Linked DNA regions of Mus musculus: region 2 is linked to region 1. Evidence: chromatin loops called from intact Hi-C (ENCODE). Cell type or tissue: heart. All regions are shown on one strand. Links, peaks and the distances in the headings refer to the core of each region. The heading gives the core; the rest is flanking DNA.

Region 1 (6,552 bases), core at 1,591-4,090:
CTTTGGGCAAGTGTCAGTAAGGGATTCCTATCTGAGAGGAGACTCCAAGCTGAAGTCCAATCTGGGCTTGCCAATTCTTTCTCCAGTTAGATTCTCTCCATCTTCTCTGGCACATCTCAGAGAGTCCATTTCGGTTACGCTAATAAGAAAGGGGGAGAGGGAGCGGTGGGTCTCTAGATTACTAGGCATCTGGAAGAATGCAGGCATGGATTTCTATGAATGCCCGGTTAATCCCACCCATGGACCTTTTACACTAGCACCACGGCTGGGTTTAGGAGCTACCTTGTTCCACTTTACCTTGTCCCCTCAGTTATGCTACTAGGGGAAAAACAAACAAACAAACAACAACCATCACACGTATCAGATGCTAGAGTGATGGCTCAGTGGTTAAGAGCACTGGTTGCTCTTGCCAAGGACAGTACTGGATGGCTCACAACTGCCTGTAACCAAAGCTCCAGGAGATCAGATGCACTCTTCTGATCTTTGAGGGCCATAGCATCCATGTGCACACACTCTCACCTGTACACACACAACTAAAAATTAAATATTTTAAAATGAAGATTTACCTTTAAAATTGTATGTGTGTGTATGTATGTATGCATGTATGTATGTATGTATGTATGTATGTATGTGTGTATGTGTACCATACGTGTGCAAAGTCCTTGGAGGGCAGAAGCATCAGATCACCTAGAACTGGAGTTACAAACAGTTGTCAGCTGCCACGTGGGTGCAGGGAACCAAACCCAGCCCTCTGGGAAGAGAAACTAGTGCTTTCAACTGTGGAGCCATCTCATCTCTCCAGCCCCTAAAAGATATCTTTAAGGGGTGGGGGAAGCCAGGTGTGGTGGCATATGCCTTTAATTTCAGCACTTGGGAGAGTGAAGCAAGCAGCAGGCTGGTCCACAGAGCCAGTTCCAGGTCAGCCAGGGCTACACAGAAAGACCCTGTTACACCCTTATGAGAAAGCTACAATTCTCTGCATTCTTTTTTTTTTTTTTTTTTTTTTAAAGATGAGGCACCGGAGGCTTGGAGATTCCATCGTTTGTTTAACGTCACAGTTCTAGTGATGGAGGCAGGATTCTAGAACAACCAACTATCATACATCAAGTGAAATGCAGACAATGTGGCTCTTAGGTCCTCCACAGAAGCACTTATTAAAAATTCTGATTCTTGGGCTGGGCTACGTCTCAGAGGTTGACTGTTTTTCCAGCAAGCACAAAGCCCCAGGTCCAGTTTCCAGAACACTCCCTTCTCCCTTTCAGAAACCTTCAGATTCCTGAGCCTTGCTGCAGTCTTAACAAAACACTAAATACTAAGATGTCCAAGTGGAAATCAAAGTGGAGTTTTCCAGTGGTCTCATTTTCATCTTCCTTCCTATCCCATCTCTGCTGAGTGGTTCCTGACTGACCCAGCAGTGCTGGCAACACCCACCACGTGTCCTCTTCAAAGACAGCTGCCTCCCCTCCCTTCCTCCTTCAGAAATTAGGGTTTGGCTTAGTGCCTTAGAGCCTTCCAATCATCCCAGAGTGGCCCGAACTCTGGAACTTGTGCCAGGCCTGGGCATGCTGTATGCCAAGGGGAGTGGCTGTCAGCAGCCATTCCTCCTGGTCTGGCAGAAGGTCACAGCAGGTCCCTGAATCAGGCAAGACAATTAAACTGGAACAAGGAACCTCTAGGCCTCAGTTTCTCTCTGGATAGTAACAGGAACAATCAGCTTTGTCTTTGCCTTTCCTCCTCCCCAGGAAGTATGCAGAACACAAAGTAGATTCTCTGAGAAAAAAATCCTGGGCTCCCAAGAACGGCATTCATAGGAGGACCAGCCTCAAGGAAACCCAAGAATAGGAGAAATCTGAGGAATAAGGACAGGAGAGGAGCTGGAGTGAGCTGGAGAGCCTTGCCCTGGGGTCGTGAGGGCTTTAGTGGAGATATTCAGCTCCTCTCAGGCAGTGGTCTCTGAGCTTTTAGTGATGCAATTCCCCAATTTCTAGCAATCACCTCTGCCTATCACAGAGGGAAGCTACCCTGCTCCAGCATAAAGGATATAGCTTTCCCTGCTTGGAGCACCTTCACAAGTGCACCTGCCTAGATTCTCTTGGCTCTCTGCCTCTGCCTCCATCTCTCTCTAGGATCTGGAAAAAGCAAGACATTTGGAATGAGACAGACCTGGGTTTGAATGTTGGCTTTTTCAACTTGTGTGACCCACCCTGAGTGTCTGCTGTTTCTCAAGTAGGACAAAGAGAAGTCTTGTCCCTTTTCCATGCCCTTGGCATTTGATGAGAAGTGAGTGAGATATTTAGTAACCTGAATCCTGTCAAGCCCTGACTACAGGTTGCATAGACACAAGTGTTCACCCATGTACTGTGCAGTTTCCTCACCTGGGCTGGCTCCTATTCCAATGGACACACTGCAGGACAGTCACTCCTATCCCAGAGGACACACTGCAGAACAATCACAGTACCTACTCACTGAGCAGAGCTCAGCCTCGAGCAGCCCCACTACCTCATCCTCATCACCACAGCTTAACAAAAATGATCAGTCTCTTCTGGGTTTGTTTTTTACTCACACCAGGACCCTGGGGACGTGCGAGGAACACAATAAAACCTGGGCCAAACCTGGCACCGTGCCCCACTTCCCTTCCACATGAAGGCTGTCTGCCCGCCAGGCATCTGGCCGGCAAGGCTGGGCTGTGACTTGCTCAGCATCTGCTGCTTTGCTTAAGAGACCTGCTAACAGGAAAAGTGTCTGGTTCCTTTCCACCCCAAACAGGAAGAGCCTGCCATGGTGGGAGGACTGGGTAAGCCTGGTCATTTATAAGGAATCTCCTGCGGCAGCTGGGAGGCCTGCTCTCTAGGAAGGCCGGAGGAACTGGGCCCCAGGAACATCTCCCTTGGAGAGGGTGGAGTGTTGACAATGGCTACACGCTGCCTGTGGCACTTGGCACAGAGCAGCTGCCATTCTTTCAGCAAACACTCACGGGACACTCACTTGTGCCCCCGTGGGAGACATAGGACAGTTCTAGATAAGCTCTTCGAGTTGGAGGAGTTGTACACAAGCCAGAAAGTCAGGCCATTTCTGTGTGGTGGAATTCTTATCTATGCATTCATTACACACAGGTTTCCCCCATCTCTCATATATATACACATACATACATATACACACACATATGCATGTATATATATACATACATATGGCATACTGTTGGGGCTAGATGGGTAGATTAGTGGTTAAGAGTACTTGTTGCACTTCCACAGGACCTGGTTTCAGTTCTCAGCACCCACACTGGTAGTTCCCAATCATCTCTAATTCCCCAGGTCCAGGGGATCTAATGCCCTCTTCTGACCTCTGCAGGCATCAGGCATGTATGTGATGCACAAGCATATATGCAGGCAAAACACTCAATATATATCAAATAAGAATAAATATGCTTAAATTTTTTATGACTAGTGTTTTAAGTATTGGGGTGGGTGCTGTAGGTTCAGAGAGAGATATGCCATATATTCACATAACAAACTAAAAAGCTGGAAAGCCTTGAAAGCCACAGCTTCTCACTGTGGCCTGGGTTTGACCATGCTTTGAGAAATTACTTTGCTTGGCGTCTCCTCATGAGTCCTGTAGTCCACTGTGTTTTCAAAACAGCAGCCAGAGAAATCCTGGTCGAAGAGGTCACACCTCAGGCAGCTCTCTCCACCAGCTTCTCCTCTCATTCTACTTAAATCTAGTCCTTACAACGTCCTTGCAAGGTTTGCATCAGTGGTGGAAGAGTTGGGCAGCTGACCTGGCAGTGGAGGCAACCCCATCATAACGGGGTTATACCACACATGAACCAGAAGGACAAAGGGAAGGGATGGTTAATAGAGCCAGGGATCAGGGGCTCTGAACATTGCCCACCTTCAGGAGGCAAGTGCTAGAGCCCAGGTCACCAGTGGAACCTGAAGCTCTTCTCACTCCCTGACTTCCATTTCTTCTTGTGTTTCTCCTCTCGTCTGATTTCCTATCAGGTTTCCCGCTGATAAACTCTAGGTTCTTTGTTTGTGTGTCCATGTTTGGTATGTGTATTTAAGTATGTATATGCAGATGCATGTGTATATGTGGAGGTATTGTGTGACAGACTTTTCCTGGGAAGATACAACATACACATCTACTCACCCTAGAAAGCAAGTACAGACCAATGCATGGATACACCAAAGTCCAACTTGGTGAACCAATGCGTTCTACTGGGATTACTTACAGGAATAGTGAGGTGGGGTTATGACTAATAGGGACAGAAAAATGACTCAAAGACAGCTGCATCACCAAAGCCTACTCTAACATGGGTGGCAGCTCACAAAAACTGGAAACCTGGCACACATTGCACAGTCTGTAGGCAGCTCAACAGCCTGCGGTGTGACTTTTCCTGGTGGCTCAGTTAGAGCTTTTTCTGGAGTCTCCATTGCTCGTATGCTCTTAGGGAAGAAATGACTGGTGAATCTGCTCAGTTTCAGGGACTTCCTGAAGTTTGGAATTCTTGACTTCCTGTCTTAAGAACTTTCTCTGCAGATAGAATGTTTCAACCTCTGAGAAAAACGCCACACAAGGAGGCCAGAGTTTGTTTAAGTCAGATGTCTTCTTCCTTTGCTTTCCATTTTATTTATGGAAGCAGGGTTTCTCTTTGAACCCAGAGCTCACTTGACTAGTCTAGCTAGCCAGCTTGCCCTGGGGGATCCCCTTACCCCATCAAGTGCTGGGACTCCAGATAGTCTAACATGATCACTAAGCACTGACATAGGTGATGGGGATCTTAACTCTGATTGATCCTCATGCTTTTCTCTCCAGCCCCTAACTTACCAATTCTAGTGGGAGTAAATAAGCAACTTTCAATTTAGAATAATTTTTGCATGGTTGAGGATTAAAACTCAGGGCCTAATAGCTAGCTGGGCAGACAGCCAACCCAATACTCACCCCTAATGGGTTGGGGTGAGGTAAGGGGTCATTTCTGAACTGAAACAACAGGATTTGCAGAGGCTAGATCCTCCTATGAAGTCATGGGAAATGGATCAGAGACAAACTGGCCCAGAAACATTCTGCTAAAGCTGTTGAGTTAAATGTTCCTGCTCTTGAGCTGGAGAGATGGCTTAGCAGTTAAGAGCACTGACTGCTCTTCCGGAGGTCCTGAGTTCAATTCCCAGAAACCACATGGTGGCTCACAACCATCTGTAATGGTTATCCAATGCCTTCTTCTGGTGTGTCTGAAGACAGTGACAGTGTACTCACATACATGAAATAAATAAATACATCTTAAAAAAACAATGTTCTTGCTCTCTTCTCTCAGTGTGTAGACAAGGGCCAGGTGAGTGGACATCACAGGAGCAGGAGAAGGCAGCACAAAGCACAAGTGGGTAAAGATGGAAGCTTGTTGCCGAGATAATCATGGCTCACTGGATTCATCGATCAGGCAAAAGCATGGGAGGCAGAAGGCACAGAGCTTGATCTGCAACTCTACCTTTGGTGGAGAATGACCAGGAACAGTATAGACATGGGAGGAGTTTCAGGTTTGGAGGTCCCGGACACTGTGCATAGGTCACTGACCACGGTTCAAAGGCTGGGAGGAGCACTGCGTCTATCCCCACTTGGCCGTGTGTCCTTGATAAAAGTGCTCACCTCTCTGGGTTTTGGGGTTATCATCTACAAAATATAGACTCTTATTTCACAAGCCTGCCCAGAAAATGAGAGATGATGGATATAGAAAACTAATTGTCATTCCTAAATTAACTTCCTCAGAAGCTTCCACTTTTCTTATTTGTTCGTTTATTTATGCATGTGGAGGTCAGGGGACAATGTGCAAGAGTCAATTCTCTCCTATAGTGCAGGACCCAAGGATAGAACTTAGGTTTTCAGTATGACAGTAACTGACTACCTGATGTGACATTTCGCTGGCCCTGAAGTTCCCATTTAAAAAAAATAGTATTCAAAATCCTCCATAAAGCATACGGGACCTTTCAGGAAGTAGCCTGTCCCCCACCACGCTTCTCTCTAGGGTTTTTGTCATCCAAGATGGCCTCAAACTTAGGATCCTCCTGCCTCAGCCTCCATCTGGCTTGGATTATGCACATGCATCTCCATGTCCAAATGTCCACCTCGGTCCCCCCATTTCTATCTTCCATCATCCCTGAACCCCATTGACAACCCAATCAGGGGCACTTATATTACCCAAAGTGCTCTATCACAGCTGCTAGCCTTGGAGAACCTATTGGCTAGTTCCTGATCTTTCTTTATAGCTCAGTTTAGGCAGCACCTCATGCAGGAGGCTTTCCTTCATAAGGCTACCTTCCTATGGATGAAGTGTCCTATTTTTAGAACACTTTCCACCCCTGGAACATTCAAGTCTGGTAGGGACCACAGGCCTGCACCCTGCCTATTATATTATGTGACTGCAGTTTCTGAGACCAGCAGGCTGGGTTTCTTTCTCTATCTCTAGGGTTTCCCAGGTTCTACACACAGAGTAGATCTTAGGAAATGGAAACTGGATAATGATATAAACTTACACTGTCAAAGATGAGCAATACTCTGTATATC
Region 2 (6,552 bases), core at 1,647-4,146, 520 kb before region 1:
ACATTTGTTACAGCCGATGAGCCTACACTGATGTAGCATAATTATTCAAAGCCCTCAGGCTGTGTGTGTTAGGATTCCTTCTGGGTTGTGTGGCCTGTGGGTTTTGACAAACGCTGTCATTGCGGTATACACAGAACAGTCTCTCCTCTGCCTACAACCTCTCTGAGCACAGGACCAGCAAGGTAGCTACTTGCTTTTCAGTGGCACACCCAGGAAATGTGTTGGTTAACAAGCTGGTTTCCTTTTATCAAGAATTCGAGAATTTGAAAGTTTCTCCAGCTGTTACAGGGCCTACCTTTTGTTTTGTTTAACAACCTCAGAGTGAAAGCAACCATGTGTGCAGAAAGTGACTGGGAGGAAGGGCAAGGGAGGAGCAGCCTAGTTCCGAGCTGACTCCTTGTGCCTTGTGATGTGCTTGGTGCCTCACTGTGAACTCCCCTGGTGTGGATTCAAATCCCTTAATATCTTGGAAGGTTTTTTCCTAAATTAAAACCTCAGTCTTCCTTAATTCAATCATATCTAGTTAATGTGCTTTGGCTTTATGACTTTATTTTTGTTGTTGTTGTTTGTTTTTTTTTTTTTTTTTTTGAGACAGGGTTTCTCTGTGTAGCCCTGGCTGTCCTGGAACTCGCTCTGTAGACCAGGCTGGCCTGGAACTCAGAGATCTGCCTTCCTCTGCCTCCTGAGTGCTGGGATGAAAGAAGTGTACCACCGCCTGGCGATGAACTTCTCTTTTAAAGTGTGTATTTCACTGCTGAGTGATTTCCTCCTGCTTGATAGGTTACAAGAAGAACCACCTTAGTTATAAATGTTCACTATCGATACTTTTTTTGAGATCTTATTCATTTTTCTTTTATGCATATGGGTGTTTGCCTGTGCCTGGATCTGTGAACCATGCACCCGCAGAACCCTTTGAGGTCAGAAAGGGCATCAGATCTCTTACAACTGGAGCTACAGAGAGTGGTGAACCATCATGTGGGTGCTGGGAATCGAAACCAGATCCTTTGAAAGAGCAGGGAACGCTCTTAACTCCTAGCCTTCTCTTCAGCCTCCCAAGCAATTGTTCTTAAAATTGAGCGTCAACATCTCATGAACTGCCAACAAGTTTCCGCTTTCCACTTGAATACTAAGATAGCCCCAGAGCCTAGGAAGCTTAGACTTCCAGAACATTCCAAGAAAGCAGGGTCTGATAGCATCCTTGTGAACATCACAGGCAGTCAGGACGACCTCTTTTATTTTATTTTAATTTATTTATCTACATTCCTTCTTTTTAGCCAAAATTTTGTTTTCAATACATCCTGACCCCAGTTTCTCTGCCCTCCATTCCTTGCAGTGTTGCCCCCCACCACCCTCCTCTCCTTTAGATCCACTCCTCCTCTGTTTCCCTTCAGAAAAGAGCAAGCCTCCCAGGGTTAGCCCCTGAACATGGCATAACAAGTTACAATAAAACTAGGCACAAACCCTCCTATCAAGGCTAGGTGAGACAACCCAGGAGGAGGAAAAGGGTCCTGAGATCTGAGAGTGTCAAGAGATGTACACCCCCCCCCCCCACACACACACATACACACCTCAATCACACTGTGAGGAGTTCCACAAAAGCACCAGGTTAATCAGCCACAGCAAGTACTCAGAAGACCTCGCAAGGACAGATACAGGTTCTGTGATTGCTGCTTCAGTCTCTGTGAGCCCGGGTGAACCCGGCTTAGTTGATGTCTGTAGGCCATGTTCTCCTGGTGTCCTCAACCCCTCAGGCTCCTACAGTTTTTCCTCCCCCCTTTTCCGTGGGGCTCCCAGAGTTCCAAGGAAAGAGATCCGATGGAGATATCTCTCTGTCTAATCTTTTGGCTCCGATGACCATATCTTTATTTTAAGGTCAGTTGATTCATAGCCTCTGGTTCATCTGTTGTCTTAATTCTCCGCCAGGAAACATCACATGCTTTCCTGTTTGCTGGAGTAGGAAATGGCCGTCTTTGGAAAGAAAGTCACTTCTCTACGTGGTAACATTCATTCTCAGTAGGTGAAAAGTTGTCTGCTGGAGATTTGGAGGGTAAAGCCCAAACCTGGCAACCCCCAATAAACTGACTCAGCCACCCATCCTAAATACAACAATTAGAGAAATAAGTAGTAGTGACAAGCAGAGAAAGAGTTATTCAGTGTGGGAGGCCACACATCGGGGAGAGGATCAAACAAGGAGGCCCAGTGACCCACAAGTCCTTCTAGGCACTGATGTCAAGCTTAGAGTTAAACAGAAGCTGAGGGTGTGCAGAATTCAGTACTCCTGGTCAAGGTGTAGTCTTGCTAGTAAGTTGACCCATTGCTGTCTGGGTTCTGTCTGTCCTGCAAGTTGTCTGAGCTGTGGGAAAGCACTTCCAGAGAGTCAGTTCCTTCTCTAGCTGCCACCTCTCCTTTTCCCAGTGTGAGATTCCCCCAAGTAGTTTCCAAGCCCACTGTCTCAACTGACAATCCAAAGGGAGGGCACTCTCTAGAGAATTTTTTAAAACTACTTTTTAAAAAAAAATTATTATTATATGTAAGTACACTGTAGCTGACAGACCAGAAGAGGGTGTCATATCTCACTACGGATGGTTGTGAGCCACCATGTGGTTGCTGGTATTTGAACTCAGGACCTTTGGAAGAGCAGTCAGTGCTCTTACCCGCTGAGCCATCTCACCAGCCCCTCTAGAGAATTTTTGTTTCTGCTAAGGTGATTGCAATCTGAGGGAAAAGTGCAGAAAGAAAATTCCAAGCCTCTTCTGTTTTTCTGTTCCCCCAACAGAAAATTGAGACTTGGTTGAAGGACTAAGCTTCCTGAGAAGAGCCCTATCTACTGGGACAGGAAAAGAGTCAGGGCACTCTCGGACCTCAGTGTAGGTGCTCTGCAGGATAGGCTCTTCCTACATTAACTGTGCTATGTATTGTTCATTTAAACAGATGTTGATAAAACATCAATTTCCTCTCGAGACCGAGCTCGTTTTATTCCACTTTATCAAATGGCAAACATTGTAAGGAGCGTTGTAAGCATGTCTATGAAGAGTTTACTTTTAACTCGCTGTCAGGAATGGTTAAAGAGGCCTAGAGAGGTAGCTCAAATCTGAGTTTCATCTCTACAAACCGGGTGTTTGTAATCCCAGTGCCTGGAAGGCACAGAGGAAGCACTGGGTGCTTGCTGGCCCACCATCTTGGCCTATTTGGTGAGTTCAATGAAAGAGCCTGTCTCAAAACGAGGCAGAAGGTGTTTACAGAAGGGCAGATGAACTGTCTGTCCTCTGGCCTTCTTGTATAAACATGCATGTGCATGTATAGCTGTACATGTGTGTGTACCTGCACACACATGGACACATATGGAGAGTGAGAAATGTATCTTTGCTTAAAGGGGAATATTATATACCAGTTATCTGGATTTCAAAGAAGAAATGTAAAAAGGCTGACCAGGCTTTATGCTTCTGGCTGCTATGAAAGGGTGTGGTCGCCAGGTCCCAGTCCCCGTGCCTTCTCCACCCCCTCCCCCCATGAGTCACAAGGCTACAGAATCCAACATGAATCTCTCTGTGACACCCTTGGGCTTTTCTGGACTTACTGACTGCAGCCTCCAACTGTGTTGACTGCAGGAGAAGGGAAAGTGCTGGCAGCTGAGTCTCTAACTAATAGAGAGATTATTAATGGCTTTAAATCTCTTTAACAGCACCCCTCCCCCTTTCCGCTTCCTTTAGCTTGCTTCTTTAGTCTGTTGGGGAGGAGGGAACCTGATTTGTTCCCCCAGCTCCAGGGGTTCTGGGGGTATCCATGCCTGAGTTGTAAAGAGTTAAGAGAAATATGTACTCGCCAGAACATTAAGAAGCGCAAAGAAGGGCAGGAGAGGACAGTTGGCTCCAGGACTGGAGGAATGCTTAGGGTCGGGAAATCTAGGCTGGAGTTAGCCCCCTGGGAGCTCAGTCCTTTTCCGCCTCCACCCTCACTCCCAGTTGCAGCATATCCTGCTCTGGATCCTTTCGAACTACCCTGTCCCCCCCTTCAGCCCCCAAGCAGCAACTTGTTCTGCAGGAAACCGCGCCTGGAGGGTAAAGGTAGAGGAAAGCAGGGCGGGGGTGGGACGCGGGGGATATCAACAATCTGGAACGTTTGGGGAAGTGGAGATAAAGGAGGGCCAAAAAATGGGAATGGGTGGGTAGGGGAGTCGGGGGTGGGGGACTTTTGGGATAGCATTGGAAATGTAATTGAAGAAAATACGTAATAAAAAAAAAAAAAAGGAGGGCTTTAATTTTCTGCCTCTTGTTTTTCCAGGTGCCTCCACCGACCCATCATCCTGAAGATCGCTGTCCTTGGTAAGCTGAAGATCTTGCTGTGAGGATTCCAGCAGAAACCAGGGAAACTGAGGGACTTTCAGGCACCGAGGAGAGGGACCCTGGAGCAGTGGAGTCTGAAGGGTCCCGTGAAGGGTCAAGTAGGGTCGGGGAGGTTTGGGGGACATGGGATTGTGCCAGGTTTCCTTCCCTGAGTGGCCGTAAGAACTATTAACGCCCCTTCAAAGTGAAAAAGAAAAAAAAAAAAGCTCTTCTCTTTCTTAAAGTTAACTGAGGTTACTGGAAGCACTGGGGTTTCCTGGTCCATGGAACAGGACTGCTTTCTGCAGATTGCCCCGCCCCATGCGATGTCACTGCGCTCAGCTGATTTAAGGACAAGAGCACACAGGGTAGAGGTCTCCACTCTGGACCCAGGACATCAGCTCTGATTCCAGGAGACGGGGCGCCCTGCGGGCTGCGGAGGACAGACTCCGGCGGGTAACGGGTTCCTCTTAGTCTTTTGCACAAGTTTTTTTATCAGATCCAGGGTCATCAGGTTCCCCCGCGAGGTTGTGGGGAGGCAGGGTGCCGCGCCTGAATTCCAGAGTTCGCTTCCTATAACCTGTGGTAACATCCATGGATAGCCGGCTGGGAAGCATCTGGGGCCCATAGGCTTAGGCGGCAGAGGGCCGGAGGTGTTGAAGGCTTGGGAAGGGAAGTCCCGGGGAAGGTGGCCGAGTGAGGAGAGGGACCTATCTCGGGGAGGAGACGAGAAGTGTCCGGTCTATCACCAGAGTCACCTTTAAACCTCTGGCTTGGTGCCTACAGAGCCCAGTGTCTGTGATAACTGATAACGCGGTTAACAACAATTCAGTGGGCAGACCAAAGAAGCAGGTCTGCAAAGCATGATTCTGTGACTTTGTTTCCCTTTAAACAGGGTGGTTCTGAAAGCAGAAGTGGCAGGGGAAGTGATCAGAGAGATGAAAGCACTTGGTAGTAGCTCCTCAGGTCCTAGGGTTGGGGTGAGGTGGTTGCTCGTGGTTCAGAGGCAAGGCCCTAAGAGGAAGTGGGTGTACTGTCTGAAGTTCTCCAAAGCTGGGTTTGTCGTGCCTGGGAAATAGAAACTGATCCCTAATGTGTGTGTGTGTGTGTGTGTGTGTGTGTGTGTGTGTGTGTGTGTGTGTGTGTGGTGGGGAAGTGGGAGAGGGGAATAGGCAGGAACTGAGGGTTTCTGTGTCTGAACCTATGGCAGAGCAGTGACTTAGTGCCACAGCACGCTGAACCGGATGGAAGGGTTTAAATGCCAGAAGACATTTAAACTTTAAATGCCTCTATCTTTGTGAAAGTGAAAGAAGAGACTGACATGGCTGTGGATTTTCCAGATGGGATAGGAGTTCTGCCAATCAGAAAGCAGAACTCCATTTCTGAATTATTGACATAGCAGGAGGACTTTCAGGAGTCGCTGCTGGACCCAAAAGGCAGTCTCTACATTCTAATGTCTTTGTTGGTGAAAATATGAAACAAAACGAAAAACTACTCTCAAACTTCTCGAGGGTATTACTTCCTGCTCTTATGTAACTGCAAGGGAGGAGAGGAGGTGTCTTTTAAATTGTGCACAGTTTGTAAAGCCCACTGTTCTCCTCAGCACACAGTAGGTTTTCACTGAGAGGGCACTTGGTGGATCTAAGAAGTCTAGACTTATAACAAGCAAGGGAGAAGGAAAACAAAGATTAGAGGCATCTAAAAGTCTTAAAATGCCAGGTGAGACCCACACCCGTTAGTCCCAGCACTGGAAAGACAGTCGCAGGTGGATCTCCAGAAGTTCAAGACCAACCTGGTCTACATAGTGAGTTCTAGGTCACCCAGGGCTGCACAGTAAGACTTTTTCTTTAAAAAAGTCTCAAAGTGCAGACTTAGAGCCATTGGTTTTATCATAGATTTTGTTTCTACAGAAAAACAAAAACAAAAACAAACAAACAAACAAAAAAAACAACCAGCAGATGGTGGTTTCCGGCGGTGTTGGGGTGAAAACTCAGGGTCTCCTACTTGCAAGGAATGTTCTTTGGTTGGTGGTTGAGACTCTGAGAATCCCCAAGGGTCCAGATTAGTTGACTCTGTTGGCTTTTCTATAGAGTTCCTATTCCCTTAGGGGCTTCAATCCAAGAAGGGAAATTCTTATAGCCCACTGTGTTGAGTTTTTCTTTTCTATTTTTAAAAAAGCTCTATTTGTTTGGGGCTAGAGAAGTGGCAATTACGAGCACTGCTTATGATT

Evidence for each region. Hi-C counts contacts between places; a loop is a spot of excess contacts. Peaks named below come from ENCODE experiments on the same cell type or tissue, not always from the same donor. Only the 100,000 strongest peaks of a DNase experiment are listed, where the experiment ranks them.
Region 2: a loop joins it to region 1, with 5 times the contacts of the local background. A loop is called at or near these places in 2 of 42 quality-filtered maps.

What each region holds. Positions count from the first base shown.
Region 1 is chr11:83,464,656-83,471,207 of GRCm38, forward strand. No RefSeq gene overlaps it. Among named protein-coding and RNA genes, the nearest start is that of Mmp28, 4.9 kb to the left of the region's middle. In heart, for the core only: no CTCF peak of the experiment used is centred there; a DNase peak (open chromatin) is centred at 2,716; H3K27ac peaks cover 915 bases.
Region 2 is chr11:82,947,418-82,953,969 of GRCm38, forward strand. All of the region lies in intron 1 of Slfn5os (schlafen 5, opposite strand), which reads right to left. It overlaps Slfn5 (schlafen 5), which reads left to right and starts at 4,685. Exons shown (of 6, transcript NM_183201.4): 1 at 4,685-4,778. In heart, for the core only: a CTCF peak has its summit at 2,595 (motif pointing right); DNase peaks (open chromatin) are centred at 1,934 and 3,964; H3K4me3 peaks cover 564 bases; H3K27me3 peaks cover 988 bases.